Linked DNA regions of Mus musculus: region 1 is linked to region 2. The links are chromatin contacts, found by Hi-C in ENCODE. All regions are on one chromosome and are shown on one strand. Each heading gives the region's core, a stretch centred on a gene start or an enhancer-like site at or near the end of the contact. The rest is flanking DNA. Distances are from core to core; before and after follow the strand shown.

The links. Hi-C counts contacts between places; a loop is a spot of excess contacts on that map.
Region 1: a loop to region 2 is called in a map of T-helper 17 cell, with 2.3 times the contacts of the local background. The contact joins the promoter of Hebp2 here to the enhancer-like site in region 2. A Hi-C loop is called at or near these places in 3 of 37 maps with a recorded cell type or tissue (T-helper 17 cell and mouse trophoblast stem cell).

What each region holds. Positions count from the first base shown.
Region 1 is chr10:18,543,656-18,549,352 of GRCm38, forward strand. Hebp2 (heme binding protein 2) reads right to left here and starts at 2,421. Exons shown (of 4, transcript NM_019487.3): 1 at 2,039-2,421; 2 at 1,423-1,558; 3 at 610-790. The coding sequence starts at 2,140.
Region 2 is chr10:18,386,698-18,393,072 of GRCm38, forward strand. It overlaps a transcript of Nhsl1 not described here. Among named protein-coding and RNA genes, the nearest start is that of Nhsl1, 18 kb to the right of the region's middle. Within about 2 kb of position 2,175, at least 1 of the 3 ENCODE cell types and tissues checked has a DNase peak (open chromatin) inside an H3K27ac peak, as active enhancers do.

The DNA.
Region 1 (5,697 bases), core at 1,171-3,670, 160 kb after region 2:
CAAATTCATATCAAACTCCTAATCACAAATGGGATAGTTTAAAGAGCCTCTGGAGGGTGGTTAGATCCTGGGGGGGACTGAGCCCTTAAGAAAGGAATTATCACCCTTACAAAAGAGGGTCAAATGTGCTTATATGAATCAGGAAATGGCCCCTAGCCAGTCACTAAAACTGTAAGTGCCTTGACCTTGAACCTAGCTTCTAGAAAGAACTACAAAAAGCAAACTTGTGTTTGTGGTAAGCCACAGAGTCTATAGTATTCGTTGTGCCTGCCCAAACAGACTAGGACAGACACCATATGCTGTTTTTTGAAGGCATTATTGTTCAGATCTATCTATTTTGTAGGAAAGGATAGTCCTATGTTTCAAGTGATACAATTTGTGCTATGTTTTATATGTGGAAGATATATAATAGACTTCTCAATAAATGGATTCTATCTTGCAATAGACTTCAGTGACATTTTAAAACCAAGACAGCAGGAAAACATCCTGAAATCTAGTAGACGGTTCTTATGGAAGGGTGAGATGCTTGTGGACTGGTGAATGCACACAGGTAAAACCAGCAGCCAGCAGGCCGGCAGGCAGCATGGCTGTGAATTATCTACCACTTACCGCACGAACACCGTCATTTCAGCTCTGTCTTCAATGAAGACATCTGACTCTGAAGGCCTGGGTGGATCGGGTTGCTGCTCAGAGGGGATGTACAGGGAAATCGTAATGGTAGACTCACTGAAAGGACTTGAGCCGGGCTCCACGTAGCTTGTCACGGGGGCTGTCAGCTTGATTTTCATCTCTACGTCATGGAAAAAATGAAAGCAATTTTAGCATATTATGGCTGATGTTTCTTGATTTCCTTTACATTACCACTATAAATATGTACCCTTGATATGTCTCATCTTTTTGTTTTTGTTTTTCTTTTATAAAGGGGTAGTGGTAGAATGACACATTACTCTACATTAAACAATTTTCTGTAGTGTTTTCTTGGGTTAATAAATTCTATATTTTTAAACATAAAGAAGAAATCACAGAAAACATGGGCCAATTATTTTTCTCTATATCTCAGAAATTGTGGTCCTAAGGCGAAGAGACTTGCAAAATTACACACACACACACACACAACTTGAGGCTCATGCCCTTGCATTTTCCTGTCCCTTGATATCACTATTAGAGGCATTTGGCACAGGAAAGGACTTCTCCCTAGGTAGAGTCCCATTTCATCTAGGAAAAAAAAAAAAAAATGAGGAAAGTATAGACCTTGACAAGCAGAACCCAGCAACACTCTACTGTAGCTACACTAAAGTTCTTGAAGCCAATCGTGAATAAAAACATTAGAGTTTCAGTCATCTGGTTATTCGTCTATTACAAAACAGAATTCTTCAGGAGACTAAAACTCAGTAATCGCAGCATCTCGGAGGCTACTTTTACCTTTCTCATTTTTGCCTTGAATGTAGCCATTCAATTTTGTGAAACCAGTCTGGATGGCTGAATCCCAGTCCAGGGACTCCACGCAAGTGCTGACCCACTTAGCCGGTCCGTAGTGCCGGATCTCATAACTTCCTGGCTAAAATGGTACAGAGAAAACTTAAGAGAAGTAACTCATGAACTCATGAACAAGCAGCAACTCATGAACGTCAGGAGGTGAGAGTCCCCAATACAGGAGAGCTGCAACCCTCTCCCCCCAAGGTCTAGCCTGAGGTTCCCGTTCTTTAGGACAAGCATGGACTCTCCTGAGGTTTCCCTACGGGTTGGAGAGCAGATACTGCCCTAAGGACAGATTACAAGCTTTTCTTAAATCGAAGCGCTGGGTCTGTGTAGTAGTAACCAGTTTCTCCCTACCCCACCCGCTCCGCGGACAGGAAGTGGATGTATGACTCTCTCCTGGGGTCAGCTAAACAACGCATCTCCTGGTTCGCGCAGATCTAAAATAGTATATATATATATATATATATATATATATATATTTTAACTTAACTCTAGGGGACTCTTCATATCACGGTAAAGTAGCCCAGATGAATCTTTGCGGGCCCTGGAAGACGCCTACCTGGGGGTCTATGTCCTCCGGAGCTTTCCAGCTCGGCATCTCCAAGGCCTGATCCTCTGAGCCCTCGGCCACCCCGAGGTCTGGCTCCGGCTCCTCTGCCATGAGTAAGGGCAGCTTGGGAGGGGCGCGCCCTGTTTGTGTTCACCGGCCACCCTGTTCTGAGTCCCCTCCCCACCGGCGCACGCTCGGCCCTGCAGCCCTTACTGCGGGTCCGTAGGACATTCTCGGTCTGAGCCACAAGGCGGCGTCGCGACCAACCTCAGGCTTGCGCCAGCCCTGGCCACACCCCTCTGCAGGGATAAGGTCAGGATCAGCTAGCTGATCAGACTGATCAGGATCGGCCGGCTGGCCCTGGGTCATCTAGGTCCTCTGCAGAGTCCCTCCCACCTAGCTGATGTTTTGCAGAACTGGATTGTGGGCAGTGGTGGGCGGAGGACTGAGCAGCTCCTAGCTCGGTTTCTGTGGAACCAGTCCGGGCACCCATTCAGGGAGCCTCTCCCTACATTGAAAACGCTGCCAGCGCCTCTGCAAAATCAGCTTCCTCCCCACCCTCACAAAAGAAAATCGCCTGCCCCAAGACTTCGCAGCGGAGCTCCAAGACCTCTAGCAGCTAGCACTCAGGACTCTGACTCCTGCTGCCCTTAGATCCTGGAGTCCAAATTGGGATCCGCAGACTGATTTATACTAGAAGGGCAGCCAGGGCCCACAGTTTTCAGGTTTGCTCAATGTGGAAAGTCAATGGAGACCCAGCATCTTTGGGGAGAGCAATGTGTGTGTGTGTGTGTGTGTGTGTGTGTGTGTGTGTGTGTGTGTGTGTGTGTGTTGTGTCTTGGGCTACTGAAACCATCTGAGTCCTCCAGTCAGCCCTGGAGGACGGGCCAGAGCACACACTAGTGCTCTTTAGATATTTTGGCTAGGCTTCATACTTTTTCCAAAAGATTTATTGAAATAAATTTATATATAATTCATCTCTTTTTTCTTTTAAAATGTTATACCGATATACAATTTATCTTGATCATATCCACCTGCCCCTCTCTCCCCTCAACTCCTGAAACCCCACTCTCCACCCCACCTCCACCCCATCACATCTTCCTTCCAAAATTCTTTGAGTATTTATTTAGCTCACTGGATTCAGCTAGTTCAACTCACATGCACTTAGGCTGGAGTCTATCACTGAGGCACTGAAAACCCATGCTCACACTCCTAAAAAGAAATGAGTCTCTAGGTCCCAGCAACCCGTTACTGATAAAGAATTCTCAGGAGTACTCCAGAGACATCCCTCCCCCATGCTGGAATTTTTTTCAGTTTTATTTTTAATTACATGTATATGTTTTAACATACCTCTACTATTTAATAAACCAGGCATTGTGGTGTACCCCTGTAATCCTAGAACTGTGAGTTTGGAAGCAGGAAACCCAGAAATTCTAAGTGACCCTTGACTACACACAAAAATTGAAGCCACTTGCCCCACCCCCACCCCCTCTTAGCTATATCCGAATGCCTCAAAAACAGAGAATCAGTAATAATAGTAAAGTGAACTACTTAATGGCTTTCAATTATATTTATGGAGTTTTGCAGCAATTACAATGCTAGCCCATCTTTTAATGATCTCCCCCCTCAGCCTTTAGCATGTTCTAAGCCCCTGTGCTAGTTAGTTCTGTTTTGTTTGCTTTTTTTTTTTTTTTTTTTTTTTTTTTGTCAGTTTGGCATAAATCCGGGTCATACGTGAAGAGGAAACTTCAACAGAGAACACACCTGCCTTCAACAGATTGGTTTGTAGGCAAGTCAATGGGGCATTCTCTCTGATGAATGATTAATGTGGACGGGCCCAGCAAACTGTGGGTGGTGCCACCTGGAACAACTGGTTCTGGGAAGTGTAGCTGGGGCTGGGCATGGTGGCATAGATGCTCTTAATGCCAGCACCACACTGGGGAGACGGTTAGCCAGATCTCTGTGAGTTGGAGGCCAGCCTGGTCTTTACAGTGAGTTCCAAGACAGCTAGGGTGGTGTAGAGAGACCCTGTCTTGAAAGAAAAGCAAAAAGAAAGGTAGCTGAAGGTGAGTCTGGGAACAGGCAGCACTCTTCCCTGCGTGGTCTCTGCTTCAGTTCTTGCCCACAGTTTGCTGATATCACTCAGTGATAGACTGTGGTATGGAAATGTAAGCCAAATAAACACTTTCTTCCCCGAGTCACTTTTGGATAGTGTTTTATGGCAGCATCAGAAAGCAAACTGGGGCACACCCAACTCCTAGAGCCATGCTCCAAGAAACTAGTAACTTGAACTTATCTTTGTGGTTTGATTGGAAACCAAAAACAAAATAAAGCAGAGGGGCCTACCCACCCTGCACCTCCCATCCTGCTGATTGACCACGGGTCATCTCTAGAAAATGTCAAAGAGCCAGGATGGTGTAAAAGTGTCCCAGATTTACTGAGTCCACGCCTAGCGCTCAGACACTTCATATAGAAGAACCACACTGTGGGATGCTCTGTGTGACTAACTGCCTTTGCTTAAAGTATCTTCAGGGTTCATGCATGTCATACACATTTTTTAATGGTCAAATAAGGATTTTTATAAGCAGTTTGTTTATCAATGTATGATGATTTGTATTGTTTCAACTTGGACTATTGTCAGCTTTTGTGTAGGGAAGGGTGGAGGAAGGAGGGGGGGGGGAGAGGGAGAGGATACAAATTGTATACAGGTTCTTGTGAACTGCTAAGTTGTTCTTGAACCATTTGATACTCTATTTACCTGCATCCTCTCCAGTTTTCCTGTAAGTATTTTGTGTATATACAACTTGCTTTGTAGATGTGATTTCTATTCTTGGAATTCACTGTTTTACAGTGTTTAATTCAGCGATGTTTAACAAATTCACTCAGTTGTAAACCCAGCACCACTATCAAATCCCAGAATATTCTATCACTGAAAAAAAGAGATCCTATGAAGTTGAACGGTCCCTCTCATCTGTGACCCTGTCCTCTTCCTCATCCCTGCCATCCACTGAGTTACTTTCTACATCTGTAGATTTGCCTCACTGAGCATTTTGAATCAATAGAATCAGATAGTGTATGATTACATAATCATCGGTATGATTATATAGACTGGCTTCTTTCACTTACTGAGAGAACTAGCATTTTCAAGCTCGATCTGTGCTATGGCATGGACCAGTCCTCTGTTCTAGCTCACCGCTGGAAATTAACCCATTTTTTGGACCTGGTAATTTAAGCTACTTTCCTTCTTTGCCCTTCCCTGACTAAACAACTGTGGAAAGAGCTCTGGCCATAAGCCAGAGTTCTAGTTCTATTTTAAATCTATTATTATGCAGTTAAGCTTGAATTATTTAGTGAAAAACTCAATAATGAGTTTCGACATAATTTTTTTGTTTGTTTGTTTTGTGTTTTCGAGACAGGATTTCTCTGCATAGCCCTGGCTGTCCTGGAACTCACTTTGTAGACAACGCTGGCCTCGAACTCAGAAATCCACCTGCTTCTGCCTCCCGAGTGCTGGGATTAAAGGCATGCTCCACCATGCCCGTTTAATTGCCTGTTTGTTATCAGATTCGATCTATGGTTTAAATTGGCTTCCAAAATTGGGAAGTGTAGCCGTGAATTAGTTAAACTGTTTTGGTCCCCAGTGGTTCCCTCCTTCAGCCACCCGCCAG
Region 2 (6,375 bases), core at 925-3,424:
CATATAATCCTTTCAGCCTAATCTATTTTTAGATTTTAGAAGTGCTTTGTATGTATTGGATGGAAAAACCTTAATTTAAAAAATTACTCCCTATGACCCTGAGGGCCTCCCATTGTACTTTAACAATAGTGGAGACACTACATTGTTTATTCTGACTGTCTAGTGCTGGTGGTTAGGGAACTTTAGCAGCACATCTCGGCGAGCCTCAAGGGTGGCAGTTTAAGTCCTTCATTATTACAGTTGCTGGCACAAAGTGCTCCGGGCTTATCCCACTGGCCAGACAGGAGAGGAATCCAGACCTCCAGCCTTCTCTTTAAGCCTCCAAGAACTGTCTGTCCATCCCTTCAGTACCAGGTTGCCTGATGATGGTCAGATCAGTACTGAGGAAATGCCTTTCCAGCCAAGTTGTGTAAGACTTGCAGAGGGAAAGATGCTTCATCATGGCTACTTTTTCTTTCTCGTTTCTGCTCACTGCCCCCTTTCCTTCTTCTCCTTAGTGTCAAGGGAAAGAATAGTGATCAAAGCGAAGGGATCCAGAAACAACACCGTGCTACAGGAAAGAGGAGAAAATTAGGCTCTGTTGGAGCATCTCTGCCTGTCCTTCATAGTTCTCTTCCCAGACCCAGGGGGATCCATTTCCACAATGGCAGTTTTATGATGCAAACTGGAGCCTCAAAATCCCTAACAGAAAACTTGAAGGATAAGTTTTTCATTGCACTCTGCTCAGTAGTCTGCACTACTTTGTGGTTTGAGCACAACGATCTGTTGGTCCAGTGTGTATTTTATATACTACCTGCCAGCCACTTAGCAGCCACTTCGATTATCAGTTTAATTGTATATTGCTTGCGTTTAAACCAGTTTTATTTTACATAAGAATGGCTCCAAAGTGCAAGAATATTGATGCCAATATACACGAATGAAACTATAAAGAGATCCTCTTAAATGAGGTGACAAAACACAATACTTTTAGAGACGAGAGGAGCAGAAAAAAAGAGATAACCTCATAAAACCCTCACTGGAATAAACTGCTTTATTTCTTTTTTTAGTATACTTTGCTGTTACTCTTTTATCACTTTTGATCTATTACTGGGCATTGTTCATAGATTAAATTTTGCCATAGGTATATGTGTCTAGGGGATTACATGGGCTCAGTACCCGCTACGGTTTCAGATAGCTACCAACATTGTGGAGGATGGTGACTATAGTATCTAGATCCTGTAACACACATGCAAAGATGGAGCCAGGAGCAACCAAGAGCTTTACCAGACTCTGGGCCCCTCATTTTCTTTCTCTCTCTCTTTCTCTCTTCCTCTCTTTCTCTCTTTCTCTCTTTCTCTCTTTCTCTCTTTCCTTCCCTTCCCTTCCCTTCCCTTCCCTTCCCTTCCCTTCCCTTCCCTTCCCTTCCCTTCCCTTCCCTTCCCCCCTTCCCTTCCACTTCCCTTCCCTTCCTTCTTTCTTTTAAAGATTTATTTATTTTATGTGTATAAGTGTACTGTAGCTCTCTTTAGACACATCAGAAGAGGACATCAGATCTCATTGCAGATGGTTGTGAGCCACCATCTTACTGGGAATTGAACTCAGGACCTCTGGAAAAGCAGTCAGTGCTCTCAACCTCAGAGCCATCTCTCCAGCCTCACTTTCTATTTTTCTAATCAGGGTACCTCCCCCTCCCCCTCAACAGTCCCTCAGCCCTGCCCTGTCTTTGTACAGGACCACTTTTACTCTATTTGTATGTATAGCCATGTCTTGTGAAAATTAAAACATCCTTACAAGAGAAACTTCTTTTTATAATCTAGTCCAGTACATTCTACTTTGTTGAAATTGGTTCTTAAAATTTTTAATATTTTTAAATTTTTAACTATTCCCATCTTTTTGTGACAACCTAGTAGGCTTTTTTGTTTGTTTGTTTGTTTGTTTGTTTGTTTTTTGACAAAAATGTGCACATATAATGATTTAAATAATTGTTTAGCAAGCACAGATAAGATTTACAAGCCTGTGAGCAATCTCTGCCCTGTGTCCCACGATAAAGTTGGTGTGGCACATGGGCAACTTTTTACTTTGTGAAGTTAGGACTTTCTAAGTTTACTTCCCAAGGCTCAAGAAATGTTGAATTGGTGGGTAGGTGCACAAGGACTTAGCTCTAGTGTAAGTAGCCACCTAGTGGCAGCTGTCTGCATCTGACCAGGGTCCTGTGTTGAGTGAAGTCCTCTGATTTCTCCTCTGAGAAAGGCCATCTGTGACTTACAGGGCTTGCCTGGCAGCTTGGGGACGCGTCCCAACCCCTCCATATAGTCTTTCCTTTGTTGATGGGTGGGCTCCATTGCTGTACTTCCCTAACAATTACTGTCTATTGTCTTCATCTTCCGCGGAGAGGTGCTTTCAGCTCTGGCTGCCGCTCCTTAGGATTCCAAGCACTTGGCATTGGGCCCACACATCTGTAGAGTTACAAGCTCCTGAGGTAACTATGCATGGCCGTGGTTTACAAATACCAACACAGACTAGCACCCTAGGATCAAAGCATTCAAGGAAAATGTGCCAGTGTCCCACCTTGCTCCTCAGAAGAGGTAAGAAAGGACTTTTCCCCCCTCAGGGCCAGGGAGATTGAGAAGTCCGGGGAGCTGGCATCCGAGTTGGCCACGGAAAGTGAAGCTGTCAGGGTTTTGGCTCTGTTTAGCTCCATCCTCCCAAACACTTTGATGGTCTCCCAGCCAGCTCTGAAATAGCTGTGAATAGGAATCTGATTGTTGCGTGCCATGAAAGACCAAACAAACTGGCAATTTAGAGAAGTCTTTGTGTCACCCCTCCCTTGCAGCACCCACTTTCTCCACCCCCCCCCCAATAATTAATGTGATCAAATAACCCCCCTCATGTTTAGAAGCCCGAGATCAGCATATCAAAGGGTGGGAAGGGCCTGGCAATCCTTACCAAACTCGCTCTGAGGGAAACAAAACTTATTTGCATAGGAAGAGACTTCTCTCTCTTTGCCTACAGCTGAGGAGTTTCCCCATAACTCCCTGTTTTGGGAGAAAATTGGCCAATTCCCTTTTTGATTCAGTCATTTCCTGAAGGTAATTCCCGAGAGTTGAAGCTCTGGGTCCAAATCCCCTCCGAGGTGGGAATGAATTGACAAGTGGAAGCCCCGGCAGTTTACTAATTCATAACTCTACCCCCTCCTTCTTCGTGTTGCTAAACACTATAATCTGTGACCTGAAAGGAAGAACACTACCAGCAAGTAAATATTGAAAAGGCCCTATGAAGTATAATGTGTGTGAATTGTGCCTGGGGAGCCCGTCTGCTGGGATGAAGTTCTCATCTGCTAATGAAAGTGAGGCGGTGGTTTTACAGGAGGTTGAAAGGAAATACTTTTAAAGTGCTAAGGGCTGGAGTTTAGTGTGTGAGTATTCCGTGTGACTGAGCGCGCACTGTTGTGAATGAATGAACTCTGTGCCACCGAGGACCACTGGGAACCCTGAGAGGAAGTGGAAGCATGACTCACGGATGTGCTTGAACTGTGTATCAAGGTGTGTGTGTGTGTGTGTGTGTGTGTGCGCGCGCACGCGTGCTAACTTCAGAGCCAGATCTGAAGCCTGGTAGGAAGAAAGACCTTGGATCATAGCAAGGAGAGGGCTCCTGGCTTACAGCGCTAGGCTACTACCCACATCTGAGGACAGCGGCCCAGTCTCTTCTGTGCAGTCTCGGGCGTGCATCGCCTGTCCGGAGGATTCACATCACCCTCAAGACTCAGCCAGGCTGGATGTCACTCACGGTGGCTTTGTTCTAAAGGCCTCCAGATGAGATTTATCTAGGCATCTGGTAAGTGAAACTTTTAAGTTTTACAATTTGAACCAAGCTGCTTAAATGGAGCGAGGGATTTGGCTAGAGAAGCCCATGGAGAAGACAACACGCAGTGCGCATCCATTGGTAGCGAAAGTGGGGGCCACTGGGGACCTTTGGCCTCTGTCTCTCGCAGCATGAGTGCCGGGGCTTCCAGAGAAAGGCTCATGATTGTCTGGAGGCAAAAGCTTTTCTCCAAAACTCGTGGAAAGGAAACAGCTCCTTGCTCTCTTGCTTTATACGCTGTAGTGTATTTAGAAAATGTTCAGAGCAGCCTACTAAAACATCCGTGTTATCTGCCTGCCTGCCCCGCCCCATGTTTAGCGCTGCCTATGTGTTTCTACAGTGCTGATATTAAGGAGTTCCTTGGGTGCTACAGTTACCATTCAGTTATTTCTTTCTCTCAGGATAGATTGACAGGCCTATTTCTAAGTTACCTATGTCATTTTTTAAAAGGTGGTCATCTGGTTGAGTTTTGAGACAGTGTCTTATGTGTCACGGGCTGCAGCAAGCCCGTCAAGTAGTCACTGGTAGGCTCTGATCTGTGTCTGCCTGCAGAGTGTTGGGATCACAGGCATGTACCACCATGCCCAGTTTTTGGTCCTGTTTACGGGGTACTGGGGACTGAACCCAGGGACTTGTGCATGCTGCACAGAATTCTACCAACCATGTTATGTCCTTAGCTTACTTTGTTTTATGTTTTAACAGAGGGTTTTACTGTTTTCTTTCTTTAAAAATTTTTTTTTCTTGATTTTTCGAGACAAGGTTTCTCTGTGTAGCCCTGGATGTCCTGAAACTCACTCTGTAGACCAGGCTGGCCTCGAACTCAGAAATCCGCCTGCCTCTGCCTCTCAAGGGCTGGGATCAAAGGCGTGCGTCACCACTGCCTGGCTTTACTGTTTTCTTAAAGGTTATATACTAATTTGTTTTAATTTCTCATGATAATAATCATGCCTCCAAATGCTATCTGGATATAAGACTAAATGTTTAAATATTACTTCTTGGTTTCAGGGTCACGGTCAGTTAAATGGTATCTGAAGGCTTCCGTGCTTCGGTCTCTTTATCCATTCACCTTGAGCCATTAACAGGGTGGTATTAACTACCAGTGCCTTTACTCCTTGGAGATCCGGTACTAATAGCCTGTTACCTGTCCTTTGGTTGATTGTGGTCTACAAATTCTCAAAAAGATGCATCTAAAAATGACAGTGATTTTTCTGGATATGGATCGCCTCTTGAGTTTTGGTGTAGTCATGGCTGTCCCACAAGGTGGCACTATTGCCGTGCTTCAGTGAATCTTTATGTGGAAATCAAGGTCTAGCTCCGCCTGGTTTAAATATCTGTGGTGTCTGCCATTCTGTGTTGTCTCAGTATATTTCTAAAAGGCGAAAGGAAAATGCTAAAACCTTCCTTCTCACATTATCCAATGAATTTTTATTATGAATTCACAGAGTTAAGTTTTGCTCATCATTGGAATCAGGAAAAGGGCTGATGCTGGAATCTCAAAAACCAGGCAAAGTCAGGAACTTCTCTGTGCTTGCTTTCTGAGAACTGGGAGAGTAGTCACTTGGGGGGACCGGAAGTTATGCTTTTAGGAGACAATAGGAGAGACTAGCCTCCATCATGGAGTGGGATTTGTAATATGGGTGTTGGCAGTGAAAGGTTCGACAGGGTCAGGGCTGAGGGGTGAACTGCATTATGAGAGCCAGCAGAGGAGAGCAAAAGCGGAGAGGGTAGAGTGGGCCCAGTACTCTCCTCAGGGGAGGAGGGAGAATCAAGTCAAGACTCCCACTTCTGTTGCAGGGAGCTATGGCTGCCCTCCAGTCGCCAGCACAGCTAGCTCTATCCTTTTCCTTGCAAGGTAACTAACTGGAAACTTAGAGAGCAGACTGAACACCCACTGCTCGGAGAAGGAAGTGGTGGCAGAGACTGTGGTGATGACAGACAGATGTCCACCGATGACAGCTGGGCAGGAGAGCTGAGGTTGGGGGGGATGGGGCACTGTGAGCAGGGGGATCAGAGAGAAATGACCGTGGAAATGGGACTGCGGCTGCAAAGTGAACAAATCCCTTGGTATAGTAGGTGGCAGGGCCGAAGGAGAGGGAAGTGGGGATAGCAAGGGTTTATTATTATTATTGTAAGTGTGTCAGTGGAGAAATTACCCACAGGTCATTTGGCTAAACCTGAGGCCTCTTGTGTATGTCATATTGTGGTTTCAATATGCTGGGCTCAGAGAATGGGAATTGGAGGAAGTGATATTGTAGGGGTGGGCTTTGAGACCCCCCTACTAGCTGCTCATGAGACAATCTTCTCCTGTTTGCTTTTGGGACAAGATGTGAAACTCCATGCACCGCGGCTGCCTGGGTGCTGCCCTGTTTCTGCCACAATGACAATGGACTGAATCTCTGAACCTGTAAGCCAGCCCTAATTAAATGCTGTTCTTTATAAGAGTCCCCTTGGTCATGATGTCTCTTCACAGCAATGGAAACCCTAGCTAAGACAGAGGGGTTGGTTTGTCCCTGCTGAACTACAGACTTGCTCCTT